2 separate regions of the Homo sapiens genome follow, and region 2 is linked to region 1. Evidence: chromatin loops called from intact Hi-C (ENCODE). Cell type or tissue: Calu3. All regions are shown on one strand. Links, peaks and the distances in the headings refer to the core of each region. The heading gives the core; the rest is flanking DNA. Region 1 has its middle 36 kb from the start of PWWP2A. Region 2 overlaps TTC1 (tetratricopeptide repeat domain 1).

The links. Hi-C counts contacts between places; a loop is a spot of excess contacts. Peaks named below come from ENCODE experiments on the same cell type or tissue, not always from the same donor. Only the 100,000 strongest peaks of a DNase experiment are listed, where the experiment ranks them.
Region 2: a loop joins it to region 1, with 4 times the contacts of the local background. A loop is called at or near these places in 6 of 110 quality-filtered maps.

What each region holds. Positions count from the first base shown.
Region 1 is chr5:160,152,853-160,157,249 of GRCh38, forward strand. No RefSeq gene overlaps it. Among named protein-coding and RNA genes, the nearest start is that of PWWP2A, 36 kb to the left of the region's middle. In Calu3, for the core only: no CTCF peak of the experiment used is centred there; DNase peaks (open chromatin) are centred at 2,299 and 2,599.
Region 2 is chr5:160,019,614-160,024,010 of GRCh38, forward strand. All of the region lies in intron 2 of TTC1 (tetratricopeptide repeat domain 1), which reads left to right. LOC124901124 (a long non-coding RNA gene) reads left to right here. Exons shown (of 2, transcript XR_007059025.1): 2 at 3,984-4,397. Among named protein-coding and RNA genes, the nearest start is that of TTC1, 13 kb to the left of the region's middle. In Calu3, for the core only: a CTCF peak has its summit at 2,398 (motif pointing right); a DNase peak (open chromatin) is centred at 2,418.

The sequences.
Region 1 (4,397 bases), core at 274-4,273:
CGCGCCTGGCTGCTATATGCACTTCTATACAGGCTTTGTGTAACTGTAAGTTTTATTTTCTTGGGATAAATGCCTACGAGCGCAATTGCAGCATTGTATGGTAGTTGCATGTTTAGTTTTTTAAGAATCTGCCCAATTGTTCTTCACAGTGTCTGTACCATTTATATTTCCATCAGCAATGTATGAGTGATCCAGTTTCTCTGCATCCTCACCAGCATTTGTTGTTGTCACTATTTTTTATTTTAGTCATTCGGATACTTATGTAAGTGATAACCCATTGTGGTTTTTAATTTGCATTGCCCTAACGGTGAATAATACTGAATGTGAAAATATACTTATTTCTCATTTATATATTCGCTTTGATGAACTTTTGCTTCATGTTCCAACCAGATTGTTTGTTTTTTTTTTTTTTTAACTATTGAGTTTGAGGCGTTTTTTGTTTTTCTGTTTTTGTTCTTTGTTTGTTGGAGTTGAGTTGAGTGGGGTCTCACTCTATCATCCAGGCTGAAGTACAGTGGCACAGTTATGGCTTGCTGCAGCCTCCAACTCCTGGGCTCAGGCAATCCTCCCACCTCAGCCTCCGGAGTAGCTGGAACTACAGATGTGCACCACCATGCCCAGCTGTATTTTAAATATTTTGTAGAAATGGGTTGTCACTGTGTTGTCCAGGCTGGTCTTGAACTCCTGGGTTCAAGCAGTCCTCCTACCTTGGCCTCCTACAGTGCTGGGATTACAGCACACCACAACCGGTCAAGTTTGAGAGTTTTTGCTATATTCTAGATATTAATCCTCTGTCAGATATATGGCTTGCAAATATTTTCTCCAACATGTACTTTGTCTTGTCATTGTCTTCACAGGGGCTTTCACAGAACAAAAGTTTGAAGTTTCAATAAAGTTCAGTTGATGAAGTTTTTATTATATAAATCATGCTTTTTATTTGTATTTATTTATTGATTGATTTTTTGAGATGGAGTCTTGCTCTTGTCACCCAGGCTGGAGTGCAGTGGCAACAACTCGGCTCACTGCAACCTCCACCTCCTGGGTTCAAGTGATTCTTCTGCCTCAGCCTCTCAAGTAGCTGGGATTATAGGCATGCACCACCATGCCCAGCTAATTTTTGTATTTTTAATAGAGACAGGGTATCACCATGTTGGCCAGGCTGGTCTGACCTCAGGTGATCTGCCCACCTCGGCCTCCCAAAGCGCTGGGATTACAGGCATGAGCCACTGAGCCCGGCGAAATCATGCTTTTTAGTGTCAAGTGTAAGAACTCCTTGCCTAGCCCTAGATACTGAATTTTCACCTATTTTTTTAAAGTTCTATAGTTTTACATTTTACATGTAAGTCTATGATCCATTTCAATTTAACTTGTGTATAAGGTATAAGGTTTAGGTTGAGGTTCATTTTTTGCTTGTGGATGTCTGATTTTTTTTTTTTTTTTTTTTTTTTTATTGAGACGGAGTCTTGCTCTGTCTCCCAGGCTAGAGTGCAGTGGTGCGATCTTGGCTCACTGCAACCTCTGCCTCCTGAGTAGTTGGGATTACAGGTGCTCACCACCGTGCCTGGCTAATTTTTGTATTTTTAGTAGAGACAGGGTTTCACCATCTTGGCCAGGCTGGTCTCAAACTCCTGACCTCTTGATCCATCTACCTCGGCCTCCCAAAGTGCTGGGATTACAGGCATGAGCCACCGTGCATTTTTTTTTTTTTTTTTTTTTGAGATGGAGTTTTGCTCTTGTTGCCCAGGCTGGAGTGCAATGAATGGCATGATTTTGGCTCACTGCAACCTCTGCCTCCCAGGTTCAAGAGATTCTCCTGCCTCAGCCTTTAGAGTAGCTGGGATTACAGGTGCCCACCACCATTCCCGGCTATTTTTTTTTTTTTTAGACAGAGTCTTGCTCTGTTACCCAGGCAGAAGTGCAGTGGTGCGTTCTCAGCTCAATGCAACCTCTGCCTCCTGGGTTCAAGCGATTCTATTGCCTCAGCCTCCTGAGTAGTTGGATTACAGGTGTGTGTGCCACCACACCTGGCTAATTTTATATTTTTATTAGAGACGGGGTTTCACTGTGTTGGTCAGGCTGGTCTCGAACTCCTGATCTCAAACAATCCACCTGCCTCGGCCTCCCAAAGTGCTGGGATTACAGATGTGAGCCACTGCGCCCAGCCAATTTTTGTATTTTCAGTAGAGATGGGGTTTCACCATGTTGGCCAGGCTGGTCTCAAACTCCTAACCTCAAGTGATCTGCCCGCCTCGGCCTCCCAAAGTGCTGGAATTACAGGCATGAGCCACTGCGCCCGCTGGATGTCTGATTTGATTTGCTTGATTTTTAACCATTGTCCCCCTCTTCATTACTCATTCCTATCACACAGAAGTATCTTGCGCAACCAACTGTTTTATGACATGCAGCATTAGGTTTTGTTTTGATCCTAAAATAAATTGCTATTAACTCTGAGATTTTTACAGAATCCTCTAAGGTGGCTAGAGACCCTCTTAGATATTCCCAAAACAAGTTTGGGAATTATTGCACCAGAAGGCTTTGGGAGTTTGATGCATTGTTGCTTTTCTGACTTACTCATTGTTCCATGTTATACTTACCCATGCTGGTTGTCACCTGTATGGCATCTAGCCATACCACTTTGTTTGCACTGTTTATCTGTTTTTATCTTCACAGCATGCCTGTAACATAGGTATTTTTATGCCTGTTTTCCAGATAAGGAATTGAAGGTGAGAGAAGTTAAATAACTTGCCTAAGGTCACAGAGAAGTAGAAGAACTGGAATTTGAACCCAATCCTGGTTTTAAAGCCTGTGTTGAAAGTGAAGACAACGCACAGAATGGGGAAAAACTTTTGCAAATTATACATCTGATAAGGGAGTTGTATCTAGAATGTATAAAAACACTTACAGATAGGCACGATGGCTCATGCCTATAATCCCAGCACTTTGGGAGGCAGAGATGGGCGGATCACCTGAGGTCGGGAGTTCGAGACCAGCCTGACCAACATGGAGAAACCCTGTCTCTACTAAAAATACAAAATTAGCCTGATGTGGTGGCGCATGCCTGTAATCCCAGCTACTCAGGAGGCTGAGGCAGGAGAATTTCTTGAACCTGGGAGGCAGAGGTTGCAGAGAGCTGAGATCATGCCATTGCACTCCAGCCTGGGCAACAAGACCGAAACTCAGTCTCAAAAAAAAAAAAAAAAACACACACACCTGCAACTCAATAATAATGAAACAACCCAGCAGGGCACAATGGCTCACATCTATAATCTCAGTATTTTGGGAGGCCAAGGCAGGTGGATCATTTGAGCTCAGGAGTTCAAGACCATCCTGGGCAACATGGCGAAACCCAATCTCTACAAAACTACCAAGAATTAGCCGGGTGTGGTGGCACACACCTGTAGTCCCAGCAACTCGGGAGGCTGAGGTGCGAGGATCACTTGAGCCTGGGAGGCGGAGGTTGCAGAGAGCCAAGATCATGCCGTTGCACTCCAGCATGGATGACAGAGTGAGACCCTGTCTCAAAAAATAATAATAATAATAAGACAACCCAATTTAAAAATGGACAAAGAAGGCCAAGTGCAGTGGCCACATGCCTGTAATCCCAGCACTTTGGGAGGCCAAGGCAGGTATCACTTGGGCCCAGGAGTTTGAGACCAGCCTGGGCAACATAGTGAGACCCCATCTGAAAAAAATTTTTTTTAAAAAAAGGACAAAGACATTGAGTAGGCATTTGTCCAAAGAAGATAGACAAATCGCCAAGAAGCTTACAAAAAGATGCTGAATATCACTAGCAATCAGGTAAACGCAAATCAAAACTACAATGAGATAACACTTCACAGTCACTAGATGGCTATAATATTTAAAAAGACAGATAGTAGCCGGGCACGGTGGCTCACGCCTGTAATCCCAGCACTTTGGGAGGCTGAGGTGGGCAGATCACGAGGTCAGGAGTTCGAGACCACACTGGCCAACATAGTGAAACCCCATCTCTACTAAAAATACAAAAAATTAGCCAGGTGTGGTGATGGGCACCTGTAGTCCCAGCTACTCGGGAGGCTGAGGCAGGAGAATCACGTGAACCTGGGAGGCAGAGGTTGCAGTGAGCCAAGATCATGCTACTGCACTCCAGCCTGGGCAACAGTGTGACACTCTGTCTCAAAAAAAGAAAAAAAAAAAAGACAGTAACAGGTTTTGGTCATCAGCTTTCTGGGCCTTGGTTTCTCCACTTATGAAGTAAGGGGTTTGGACCAGTTCTGGGATGGCTGACAGCCTACATTCCGCCACACACACCCCTGCCATGGCAGGGTTTGCCAATTGATGATGGTACATGTGTTAATCAGCCTCAGAATTATTGTCAACACAGTGTTCTCATCAGCTACCACCAATGGATTGGAGTT
Region 2 (4,397 bases), core at 210-4,209, 130 kb before region 1:
TTCCCTCTCTGTTGCCCAAGCTGGAGTGCAGCGGTGCGATCTCTGCTCACTGCAACCTCCGCCTCCCGGATTCAAGCGATTCTCTCTCTGCCTCCCGAGTAGCTGGGGCTACAGGCGTGTGCCACCACACCCAGCTAATTTTTGTATTTTTACTAGAGACTGGGTTTCACCATATTGGCCAGGCTGGTCTCGAACTCACATCATGATCCACCCACCTCGGCCTCCCAAAGTTCTGGGATTATAGGCATGAGCCACTGTGCCCTGCCTCCTGCCTCCCTTTTCTTTCATTTCTTGTTTTCTTTTTGTTGTTGTTGTTTTCTGTTTGTTTATTTTGAGACAGAGTCTTGCCCTGTCGCCCAGACTGGAGTACAGTGGCATGATCTTGGTTCACTGCAACCTCTGCCTCCCAGGTTCAAGTGATTCTCCTGCCTCAGCCTCCCAAGTAGCTGGGATTACAGGTGCCCACCACCACACCCAGCTAATTTTTGTATTTTTAGTAGAGACGGAGTTTCACCATGTTGGCCAGGCTGGTCTCGAACTCCTGACCTCAAGTGATCCGCCCGCCCCAGCCTCCTTTTCTTTCATTTCTAATAGGCATCCTTTGGAACTAAGGTGGTCAGTTTTACCAACTTCTTAGAGTTACCACTGTTGAACTTAATGCTGTCTACAAACGATTAAATCAAATCCTAGAAGGAGCTTAGATTTCTGATCCCAAGTTTGTTTATTTTTATTTTTGTAGAGGCCCTTTCACTTGGCCTCCCAAAGTGCTGGGATTACAGGAATGAACCACCCTGCCTGGCCTGATGCTAAGTTTAAACCAGTGGAAATAAGGGTTGCTTGCTCTAAAACAGGGGTCGTCAACCCCCGGCCATGTACTGATACCAGTCTGTGGCCTGTAAGGAACCCAGCCACACAGCAGGAAGTGAGCAGCAGGCTAGTGAGCGAAGCTTCATCTGTATTTACAGCCACTTCCCATCGCTTGCATTACTGTCTGAGCTCCACCTCATGTCATATCCATGGTAGCATTAGATTCTCGTAGGCTTGTGAACCCTGTTGTGAATTGCACATGCAAGGGATCTGTGTTGCCTGCTCCTTACAAGAATCTAATGCCTGATAGTCTATCACTGTCTCTCATCACCCCCAGGTAGGACCGTCTAGTTGCAGGAAAACAAGCTTAGGGCTCCCACTGATTCTACATTATGGTGAATTGTATAACTATTTGATTATATATTACAGTTTAATAATTATAAAGTACACAATAAATGTAATGTGCTTGAATCATTATGAACACCCCCTTCCCCAAGACCCTAGTCCGTGGAAAAATAGTTCCCCACAAGAGCAGTCCCTGGTGCCAAAAAGGGTAGGGACCGCTGCTCTAAAACATTTGGAAGTTAGTGAGGTGTGTTTACATTATTTGCTGGCAGAAAAGTTAAAATGACGTTCAGTATTTCCTGTGTTTATTAAGAAAGGTCACTTTGTGTAGATCAGTGGTTTCCAGACTTTATTGTGTCTAAGCATCACAGGAAATGTATTAACCATGCACAGCCTGAGAAGTGTCTGACACCACACACCTGTGAGGCAACAACCAGGCATCTGTTTTGTTAGCAAGCCTCCCAGGTAATTTTGATATAGGAAGAACTGTGGCCACACCATGGGAAACAGATCCAGATGGACACAGATGACTAAGCTTCCAAAACAAGAAGTATTGACCTAACCCGTACATTGACTGCATCCAACATCGGAAGAACTGAATAGGAGGTTTTCTTTTACCTACATCCGTTGATCAAGGTCTAAAAACAACTTGTTGGGCCGAATTTAAGCAGTCCTGACATAGAAAATTTATTTCTGTTAAAGATTGAGTTTTGGGAAATAGAATTTTCTGATTTAAGAAACAAGGGACTATTTCCAAGATTAATTCCTCATAGATCAGTCATTTTTTTCCTCAGAAGGATAACACCTACTGAGAGGCAGGTTCTAACTGTGGCTTAGATCCAAAGATCCTCCCTCATGCCTCCCTAGAGGACCTGTAAAGGTGACTTGTGGAAAGAACAGATATGTCTTTATGTATGTAAAGCAAGTGATATCTGATTTCAAAGAAGACAAAACCAAAAGCTTATTTTTTTAATGATAAGGAATTCCCTTCAAAATAATTATAGAACTGATGTCCCTAGCCCTTCCAGTATTTGCATTCCAAGTGTAGTTTTCTTGTCCCACCTAGATAAGACTAAAGCAGAAAGTTTTGTTGCATGTGCCTCCACTTTCCAGCAGTTGAGCAAGTATGTACCTCTCTTTACGCTCTCTTTTACTCCAGCTATTGATCTCTGGGTACTGTGATCCCTGGGTACTGTGCTTGGCATAAAGTGTATGCCGTTTTATTTTGTAGCAATTACTTCACAAAACTGCAGAGGGCAGCAGAGAGCTGCTGATAGATTTATAATATGGACATAAGCTTGCCGGAGTGAGAGTCTTGGTTTTCCCCCTGTTTGTCTGTTGAGCACATGCTTACCATAGGATTATTTAAATATGAGATTATTTTTTAAATGTATTTCATGCAAGTTTTTAACTATTTAATAATGATAGATGGGGTATACACTTATAAGCTCAAAGTCAAGTGTGTTTATGTTGTATTCACTGACCTAAAGTAAAAGAAATACCCTACTCAGCCACTGCATTGTAGTCTGCTGAAGAGTGGTTTATTTATAAGGGACTAGAGAAGCACTTTCTAACATTTTGCCATGCTACCCAGGATTTTAAATTATATCAGTTGAAGTTCTCTAGCTTGGATTTTTGGGTTTTTTGGAGGGTGGTTTTTTTGTTGTCAATTAAAAAATTATATTCAAGCTACTTCTAATATTTTAAGAAAGTGAATCAATCCATTTGAAGCTCTTAGCACAATGTTTGGCACATAATAAGTATTATGAGTTTTAGCTCATTGAATGAGTTACACAGCCATGGAATCAGGCATCTAATATAGTATAGGTAATTAAGCAGATAGGGGTACTATGTTAGTAAATAGGAAATTACAAGGTAAGATTATAGCCAAGTCATGGATATTTGCTTTACAGGAAGACTCTTCACTTAGCAATAGTAGCATACCATTTCCATTTTTCATCCTAACTAGTATTTACAGTAATTTGTCTTCTTTATAGAATATCTTCTTTATGTAAAGAAGTTTATAATATTTAAATCCTTGATTTGCTAATTTTATTCAGAAAGGACACTTGTAATAGTTTCCACCTTTATTTCTTTGTTAGTTAAATGAAAATTAACCCACATATGCTACAGATTCGGGGTAATTCTAGAAATTGAGTTATTCATTCAGCAGACATTTGTTAGTACCTGCAATTAATAGACAAAATTGGCCGGGTGCAGTGGCTCACGCCTGTAATCCCAACACTTTGGGAGGCCGAGGTGGGCGGATCACCTGAGGTCAAGTTTAAGACCAGCCTGACCAACAAGGTGAAACCCCATCTCTACTAAAAATACAAAAAAAATAGCAGGGCCTGGTGGTGTGCGCCTATAATCCCAGCTACTCAGGAGGCTGAGGCAGGAGAATCACTTGAACCCGGTAGGCGGAGGTTGCAATGAACTGAGATTGCATCACTGCACTCCAGCCTGGGCAACAGAACAAAACACTGTCTCAAAAAAAAAAAAAAAATTAGGCAAAATTGGTTTTCTTTCTTTTTTTTTTTTTTGGAAATAGAGTTTTGCTCTGTTGCCCAGGCTGGAGTGCAGTGACGCAATCATGGCTCATTGTAACCTCTACCTCTGGGGCTCAAGTGATCCTTCCCCCTCAGCCTCCCAAATAGCTGGGACTACAGGCATAAGCCACCACGCCCAGCTAATTTTTTTTATTTTTAGGAGAGACACGGTCTTGCTGTGTTGCCCAGGCTGAAGTTTTCTTGAAGAATATGGTTTTCTCTGTCAAGAAACTTATAATTCAGCTAGGGAGACATGTAACTCTGCTTACCTTTTTATTTTAGGTAGTTTCGTGTTTTATCACGAAACAGATCCAGATGGACACAGGTGACTAAGCTTCCAAATACAAGGCTCAATGGGGACAAAGCCGTGTGCACAAGGCATGTCACATGTTGCCTAATCTTTCCACTCCTATGTGCTTCTTCTTGTGCTTCTTCTTTTTCTTCTTCTTTGCTGCCTTGCTGTCTTTTGATGTGTGCCTTGCCCTCTTGCCTGTATCATTCTCAGAGTCTGAGCTGTCAGAGTCAGATGACTTCCAATTCTTTTTCTTCTCCTCCTTTCTTTTTCTAGAAGGATTCCTTGTGGGGTCAGGCTTCTCAAACTCTGCTGACTTTGCCTCTTCCTTTTCCTCTTCCTCATCAGGTATCAGAGAGTATTTGGTCCCACCTGGTTGCATGAAACAATCTTTTGCAAAGTGG